2 separate regions of the Mus musculus genome follow, and region 1 is linked to region 2. A link is a loop called in an ENCODE intact Hi-C map of the cell type or tissue named here. Cell type or tissue: heart. All regions are shown on one strand. Each heading gives the region's core, and the rest is flanking DNA. Links, peaks and the distances in the headings are about the cores only.

Region 1 (4,395 bases), core at 201-4,200, 200 kb after region 2:
TACTGCCTTGAGGGCCTGGGGCAGCTTCTGTGGGGTACTGGCTATCCCCCTCTTGTCCTCACTTCCCAACAAAGGTGCTGATTTAGGCTCTCCCTCAAAACTCATACCTGAACTCCCTGTGTATGTTGTAGACTGGACACCCCTGCCCAACTAACGTGTATTCTAACCACAAACCCCAACAGAAGCCTAGTCTCAGGAAGGTTTGAGTAGCCCTTGTTGGAGCTGGGGTGCTAGGCAACTTTCCAGGTGCCCCCAACAATTTGGAGTATAGATTCCATCATAGCTTTGCTGGGCACAGCTGTATCTCTGCCCACTGGGCTTCACTGTGAGGGTCGTATGTGTCTGCAGATTCCCCCCCACCCCCCAATGCTTGTAGTAAGTGTGAGCTTCCAGATTCATACAAGACCACTTGGCTTCAGCCCAGATCTCCCCAGCCTCCCAGGCATGGGGCGAGGTTTCCTTTCAGAATACCAAGTAGGGAAGCTATGTCTGGAGCGTGGAGACCCAGCCTGCCTTTCTCCCTGAGCCATTAGGAAAAGAGGAGACTGGGAACAGAATAAGCGCATCCTTCCGCTTGGAACTGTGACAGATGTCTCCTGTTGAGCAGCCTGTATGAGTGAGTTTACCCTCACTTAGCTGGAGTTCACCTTCCGTGCAGCCTGCTCATTTTTAACTTCTGCAAGTTGTCCTCACCTGTATCCTCAGAAGTGCACCACCAAGCCTCCACTGTTTTTTGGGGGGTTTTTGTTGTTGTTGTTGTTGTTTGGTTTTGTTTTTTCGAGACAGAGTTTCTCTGTGTAGCCCCGGCTGTCTTGGAACTCACTTTGTAGACCAGGCTGGCCTCGAGCTCAGAAATCCACCTGCCTCTGCCTCCTGAGTGCTGGGATTAAAGGTGTGTGCCACCATGCCCGGCTCTCTCTTTCTCTCTCTCTTTCTCTTTTTTAACATTTTATTTAAATTCCTTCTAGATTTATTCATTTTATTATGTGTGTGAATGCTTTGACTGCATGTATGTCTGTGTACCATGTGGGTGGTAGAGATAAAACACAACTCCTCTGAAGAGCTGCATGGGCTCTTAGCCACTGAACCATCGCGTCTCCAAAACTCCCAGGTTTCACCTCTTTATACTCCCTACAAAGAAGCCCAAAGTAGCAGACACCTCAGGAGTGAATAGAGAGGCAAGGCTTAGAACCTAGGGGCTCAGAATTGACATTTCCTGTGTGGCCATGTGAACTGCAAATGATGATGGAAAGAGTAGGCACACTTGTATTCTCCACCCAGTCTCATGGTGCCAGTCCTTGTCAGGCAAGCGGTAGACACAGGCTCCATCTCCAGGATCAAGAAGGGTGCTAGATATGTGTGCCTGTGTCCAGAGACCTGACTCTGGTTGGATACAGAACGAGAGGTGTGGAGAGTCCTCAGCTCTCATGGTGACCCCATTTTTCCTGGCCACTTGACTCCATTCTTCTCCGTGGACTGCTCTAACTTCTAGAAGTTTCTGCTCATAACAGCTTTCCTGGCCTCCCAATAGCGAATCCATTCAGTTTGGTAAGAGATAATAGCTGGCAATTAGCCAGTTCTTTTTTTCGAATCAGATCAAAGGTTATAGATCACTGGCTAGCCCCAAACTGTCACTTTGAAAACAGTTAGGCAGGAACTGGGTCATTCACACAAGTTGTGGCTTCTCCTGATGTAGCCCCTGGGGCTCTTGGGGTCACTGATTTGTTTGTTCTTGGGGAGAAGGCCATCGGGTCAGCTCATACTAGCTTGCTTCCCGATGAGCATCATCAGTCAAGGATCCCCCTTGCAGCTCTCTATCACTGCAGAACCACAGAAATGCTGATGCACATTGCCCAAGGTGGCACAATCCTGTCATCACTGGTGGGGTGGGTGAAGATGGAGAAGCCAACTCACAAGTGAATAGAAACTGACAAATTATCAAAAGACGTAGGGGTCTTATGACAGTATCGTGCAACACAGGGCTTGACCTGGCTGCAGTTTGCAGCTTCTGGTAGTTTGTAGGGTGGGTGATTATATTAGTCAGCGTTCTCTAAAGGGACAGAACTAATAGAAAACACACACACACACACACACACACACACACACACACTATTAGGATGGCTTATAGTAGTTCAGCAATGGCTATCTATCAATGGAATGTCCAGTAGTTGTTCAGTCTCCATAAAGCTGGATGTCTCTGCTGGTCTTCAGTATGCAGTGGAATCCCAAAAGAGTAAGCTCCAATGCCAGTGAAGGAATGGACTTGCCAGCCAGAATGAGAGCAAGCAGGCCTCCTTCTTCCATGTCCTTTATAGAGGCTGCCAGCAGAAAGTGTGGCTCAGATCAAAGGTGTATCTTCCAACCTCAAAAGATTTGAATAAAAAGTGAGTCTTCCCACTTGAAATGACTTAATTAAGAAAGAATCTCTCGCTGGTGTGCACAGTCACGTGGGTTTTAGGTCATTCCAGATGTAGTCGAGTTGACAACCAAGAATAGCCACCACAATGACCACTGGTTGACCCTTAGGTCTGGTGGTGAACTGTCCCTGTGGAGGACTCCCAGTGGAACATGAGGGTTACTGCATGAGCGGCCAGCAGTGCGCATGCACACACAGGTGTCTGTCTGTGTGTTGGGGCAGGCTAGCATGCATCCAAATGCTGAAGGTAATCCCAGGGAGTTCTGGGCTTACTGCACTCAGGCGAGCCACAGGTACCGGTAAGAGCTGTGGAGAGCAGCACTTTGGGTTCTCAGAAGTTCTGCTTTCTGCTTTCATCTCTGCCGGTCCTGATAACCAGTGGCAGAGATATGGGAATCTTTAGAGGTTGAATCTCAGTGCTGTTCTAACACTGCTCTAATAAAGCCCGGACTCAGGCTTTCTCCTAATTCTGACTCTTGACCTGATGTAGTTTCTGTTGAATATCACTCAGATACAGCAGTGTGTGTGTGTGTGTGTGTGTGTGTGTTGGGGGGGGGGGGTCCATATTGCAGCAACTCTGGCCCACAATGGCCTCTCTAGAGCTAGCAGTGTAGCTTTGGGTTCCTCTTAGCCCACCACTTGTCCCCCTACATCCTCTCTTCTCCTGACCCCTAGGCCTTCCTATCAGGTACAAAGCCCTGCCCCTCAGTAAACCCCTCTCATAGCCCTGGCAGTTGACCAGAGCTCCTAACACCATTGCAGCTGCCACAGCAGACAGACAGTTGGGGAGTGGGGGAAATACCTGCCTGGTCTGAAGGAAATCTCAGTAGTCTCCAGGTACTCCCTCCCTTCTCAGTCCCTGTCCCTGTTCCTGATTCAAGGCTAGGAGAGTCATGCCTGCCTGACTCTGGCCTGAGGCCTTGCACTTTTCTCATGGGCAGGGAGGCAGATGAGAGGCCCACCCGGTACCCCACTGTGTCTGGCACCAGTGTCTGACTGACACTGACTTGTGAGCTCCAACACCCCCGTTATCCCTACATCTCAAGCCTGTGGGGCACCCACTGGGCAGTGATTCACCAGCCCAGTGTCTCAGAGTTTCCCAAGGTGAGTACCCAGTTAGCTGGCAGCCATGGGAACATTCCCAGCACCTCCTCCATGAGGCCTACCCACCCCAACAGGCTTGGTTCCCAGTGGAGTCACCCATGAAAGGATGGGTGCTGGCAGCCTCTGATGTCAGCGCACCCCCTCCAGGCAAGATATCACACCCAGCTCAGCTGGCAGAGCTCTGGCTCTGTCCAACCTTGAGCATCCTCACTGGAGGCCGCCAAAGAAAGGGTGTTGTAGTGCTAAGGGAGTTAGGGGTGAAATCAGGGTAAGATTTTGATCCTCTCTAAGGAGGTTCAAAAGACCTGACTGGGAAGACAGAGTGGACGTGTGAGGTTGGAGAGGGGGCCACACACAGGTGCCAGTGAAGGCACAACTGCCACGATTATTAGAAATAATTGCTGGGGCTAGCTAGACAAGGTGGCACAAACCTGTAATCCCAACATTCAGAAGGTGGGGGCATAAGGACCAGACAATCAAGGTCACAGTGAAGTCTTTGAGGAAAGAGTGGAGTATATCAGATCCTGTCTCAAAAACAAACAAAAAATGCTGGGGACATGGTTTAATTAGTAATTGCTTGCTGGACAAGGACCTGAATTTTAATCCTAGAACCCAGGTTTAAAACAAAACAAAAAGATAGGCATGCCAGGTGTAGTGGCACAAGCCTTTATCCCAGCACTCAGTAAGCAGAGGCTGGCCTGGTATACATGGAGAGTTCTAGACCAACCAGGCATACTTAGTGATCCTGTTGAAAACAACAGCAACAACAAGCAACAGAAACAAATAGTTATGGTAGCCTGCACTGACTCTTCTAAGACGATGTGAACACGTGGATCTCTGGGGCACAATTATCAGTCAGTCCATGACATGACTGT
Region 2 (4,395 bases), core at 80-4,079:
CAGAACTCTGAGTTCGAGGCCAGCCTAGTCTACAGAGTGAGCTCCAGGACAGCCAAGGCTATACAGAGAAACCCTGTCTCAAAAAACCAAAAACCAACCAACCAACCAAAAGACCCACCATATATATATATATGTATATATATATATTCATACATATATATATATATATATATATAAACTAATTAATTTTTTAAAAAAACAAAGAAAATGAAAGAAGAAACTGCACAGCCACAAGCGGACATGACCCACAGCCGGACATGACATGATGGTGCACACCTTGAATCCCTCCAGGTCCCTGGCAGGCGGATCTCTGAGTTCACGGACAGCCTGGTTTACAGAGTGAGTTCCAGGACAGTCTGGGGTACACAAAGAAACCCTGTCTCAAAAAAGCAACACACACACAAAAAAAGTATGCCCCTTACATTTATCCACTTACAGTGTTATGGTCTGACACCTCAGGACAGCTGTAGCCAGTCTGTCCCATGTCTGCCAGCTATTTCATATTGTTGCTGTAACATGCCTCTCAGTCATTGACACAGAGAAGTGACTTGGCGTAGACGGAGAACATGCTGACCACATATCCTGCTTTGTTCTGAATGTTCTGTATGTGGTTTGCTAATCTTAAGAATTCCACGAAGCTTTGTGTAAGACCTATCAAATCAAAGGTCAATAGGAATTGCTATGTCTAAAATATCTTAAGTAAGAACTTCCTGCACCTGTGTGTGAATTCACTGTGGTTTTTTTTTTCCCCTTATAAGATGACAGAAAAATATGCCCATTGTCATTGTTCAGATAATTCTGAGCTATGTCCTTGCTCTGACCAGTTTCTGGGTGTGCATTCAATAAACTATTCTTGCTTAACTGAAGTCAGTGTTCACATGGTTTGTGCGGTGATTCTTGAACCCCAAGGATAGCAGTTCTGGCACTCTTGATCTTGTCTATAGATCTGAGCTTCTACCTGGTACAATTGCCCCTTGAGCTAAAGTTTCTTCTTCTTCTTCTTCTTCTTCTTCTTCTTCTTCTTCTTCTTCTTCTTCTTCTTCTTCTTCTTCTCCTTCTCCTTCTCCTTCTCCTTCTCCTTCTCCTTCTCCTTCTCCTTCTCCTTCTCCTTCTCCTTCTCCTTCTCCTTCCCCCTTCCCTCCTCCTCCTCCTCCTCCTCCTCCTCCTCCTCCTCCTCCTCCTCCTCCTCCTCCTCCTCCTCCTCCTCCTCCTCCTCCTCTTCTTCTTCTTCTTCTTCTTCTTCTTCTTCTTCTTCTTCTTCTTCTTCTTCTTCTTCTTCTTCTTCTTCTTCTTCCTCCTCCTCCTTGTTTTTTTTTGAGACAGGACAGGGTTTCTCTGTGTTGCCCTGGCTGTCCTGGAACTCAGTCTGTAGACCAGGCTGGCTCAAACTCAGAAACCCACCTGCCTCTGCCTCCCAAATGCTGGGATTAAAAGCATGGGCCGGGCTGGTGAGATGGCTCAGTGGGTAAGGGCACCCGACTGCTCTTCCGAAGGTCAGGAGTTCAAATCCCAGCAACCACATGGTGGCTCACAACCATCTGTAACGAGATCTGACTCCCTCTTCTGGAGTGTCTGAGGACAGCTACAGTGTACGTACATTAAAAAAAAAAAAAAAAAAAAAAAAAGAGTGTGGGCCACCACTGCCCAGCCAAAAATATCTCTGTCTTTATAGATCTGCGAGATCAATAGTCTCAGTTTCCCTTGTTTATAAATCTCTGAAACCAAAAAACTAAGAAGAAGGGAAGAAAGAAAACAAAAGCAAACAAAGAAAGAAAAGACAAGGAGACAACAGCTGGACTTGGTTACACACACTTGTAGTTCCAGCCAGCCTGGAACTCTCCATCCTCCTGAGTGTTGAGACTGCAAACATGCCACCACACTTCAGCTCTGGCTGGTTTTCTTGGTGTTCTTACTCTTTGAGTTTGCTGAACTTCTTTCATCCATAAATTTTTTTTTCAGAAATATTTCAGCCATTCCTTTTTTTATTTTCCTTAACGGGGTCTCTAACCCAGGTTGGCCTTGAACTAGGTTTCTAGCTGAGGATCTGAAGATAAACTTGAATTCCTATTCCTTGGGTGTCCCCACCTGCCAAGTACTTCATTTACGCTGTGCTGGAAATCAAACTCAAGGCTTGAATGTATTGGGCAATCGCTCTACCAGCTCAGTCACATCCCCGGACCTTTCTTACTTTCCCCCCCTACGCTTCTTTTGTCTATGCAACAGCCTAAGTTTCCATTGTCGACAGAGTTTTGCCTGGAGTGCTGCTTTGTTTTCTGAGATCCCTTGGCTGAGCAAGGGCGTTCTCGGCTCTTAGGTTGGTCTGCCCCCTAGTGGAGCCTTCCAGCACTGTTTGTTAGCTGAGGCAGCACAGGCCACCCCAGCGTCAATAACTGGTGACCGGGAAGGGGCAGCCTGTGATTTCCACTCATCTCTCTTGGCAGGGACTCAGTGTCTTACTTTAAGGCTGGGTAAAGACGCTGAGGCTGGGTTCCTCTTCTTGCCTCCCCAGAGCTGAACTTCCAACATCCAGAGGGCACTTAGTGAGAAAGGATCCTGGCAGATGATTTAAGGCAGAGCTGGGTGGTGAGCCTTTGATAGTCTGTGCCCTGGAGGAGGGGCTTGTCCTTAGCTGCACCCATCTAGAGTGGAGCTTGCATCACGTGGGCAGAGAGGAGGGATGGGTCAAGGCAAGTGCCCCAACTCACTCCCTTCCTGGCAGGATTTGGTAGATTTTCCTGAACGCTGTTTCTCCTTTGGCTGAGAGTCCTCAGAACAAGTTCCAGGACTTTCAATAACTTTCTGGAGACTTCTCACCAGAAAAGGCTGCTTTGCTGGGGACAGCCCTCTGAACCCCTCTGGCCACCGGCGTGTGGGGCCTTATAGTTCAGTATGACTCACACAGATGCCCAGATGTTTTCAGGGTCTGCCAAGATGTGCCTTTGTTCCCTTCTCCAGTTTTCCTTTTTGAAACAGGGTCTCACTATGTATCCTTAGCTGGCCTGGAATTTGGTAAATCAGCCTGTTTCTGCCTCCTAGGAGCTAGGATGAAAGTGCTTGGGCGGTGTGTGCTGCTGTGCCTAGAAACAAGATCTCAACAGCAACAGCAGCTCTAAGGACTACCCCTTATGTCTCCCTCTCTCACCCATCCTTCCTAATACACAGACATGGCGTTATCATGGAGTTTTCAAACAGGGTCTCTCTCAATGGCTGACTTGGAACTTACTCTGTAGCCCAGACTAGCCTCAAACTCATGGTGGTCTTCTTGTTTCAGGCACCCAAGGATTAAAGGTGCGCTCCACCATCCTGAGCTTACCTGACTTTCCCATTTGTTGACTTGAAGTTCATGTCTCCTTTCCGTACTCATGCCTCTCTTTTGGACACACGCAGTCCATTTGTTCTGTCAGTCACATAGAGTAGATATGTAGGCCATCTCCAACATTTTTCAACTTTACATTGTTTTACAATGAATGTGTGTGTTTGTATGCACATGTGTATATGCGTGTGTATGTGTGTGTGCGTGTGTATGTATGTGCATGTGTGTGTACATGTGTATGTGTGTGCTCATGTATGTGTGTGCATGTACATATATATGTGTGTGCATGCATGTATGCATGTGTGTGTATGCAGGTATATGTGCATGTGTGTATGTGTGTATATGTGTGTGCATGTGTATAAATGTGTATATCTTTGTGTATGTGTGTTCATGTATGTGCATGCGTGTGGTGTGTGTGCATGTAAGTGTACTTGGGACACTTTCCAAGAAGTTCAAACACAGAGGTGATTTTTCTGTGTGCTGCCAAATCTCCCCCTTGAGACCCTTTGTTCTACGCCTCCCAGTCAGGTTGCTTATGCCAGTTTCCCTGTAAGCTCCACAGCACTCTGAGGTTATGTTTGCAACTGTGTCAACCTGACAGATAAGGAGCCATCCTCCTGGTTGTGATTATCATTTTTTATTTCCCTTATAATGAGAGGTTGAACATCGTTTTATATGGTTCGAGGTCTAATTGACTATTATTTTATTTATAAATCCCTTCTTAAACAGCTTCATGGAGGCATAATTAATATTTTTAAAATATATACAAAGTGGCAATTACATGTTTATAGATACCAGTATATACAAGTGAAACTGTTACAGTCAGATAATGAAAGTGTTTATCGCTACTCCCGGTTTCCCTGTGCCCTTCTCCAACTCTCTTCATCCATGACATGTTTGTTGCTTTATATGTGAACCTCTGTAGGGCTTTATTCACATGGAACTGTGTCAAGTTTTTGGTCTTTCCATGGCTGAGCAGTATACTTTTATGGAACATTCTAAAATGTGTTTCTCCATTCACCTGTTTATGAATCTGGATTGGTTTCTCCAACAGTTGCTATGAATGTTCTTGTCAAATCTTC

The links. A loop is a pair of places that touch in the nucleus more often than their neighbours do. Peaks named below come from ENCODE experiments on the same cell type or tissue, not always from the same donor. Only the 100,000 strongest peaks of a DNase experiment are listed, where the experiment ranks them.
Region 1: a loop joins it to region 2, with 2.8 times the contacts of the local background. A loop is called at or near these places in 1 of 42 quality-filtered maps.

What each region holds. Positions count from the first base shown.
Region 1 is chr11:120,993,347-120,997,741 of GRCm38, forward strand. LOC115486436 (a long non-coding RNA gene) reads left to right here. Exons shown (of 2, transcript XR_003949839.1): 1 at 1-4,395. Among named protein-coding and RNA genes, the nearest start is that of Csnk1d, 4.2 kb to the left of the region's middle. In heart, for the core only: a CTCF peak has its summit at 2,560; a DNase peak (open chromatin) is centred at 3,537.
Region 2 is chr11:120,797,859-120,802,253 of GRCm38, forward strand. No RefSeq gene overlaps it. Among named protein-coding and RNA genes, the nearest start is that of Dus1l, 3.7 kb to the left of the region's middle. In heart, for the core only: a CTCF peak has its summit at 2,335 (motif pointing left); DNase peaks (open chromatin) are centred at 2,363 and 2,613; H3K4me3 peaks cover 460 bases; H3K27ac peaks cover 1,454 bases.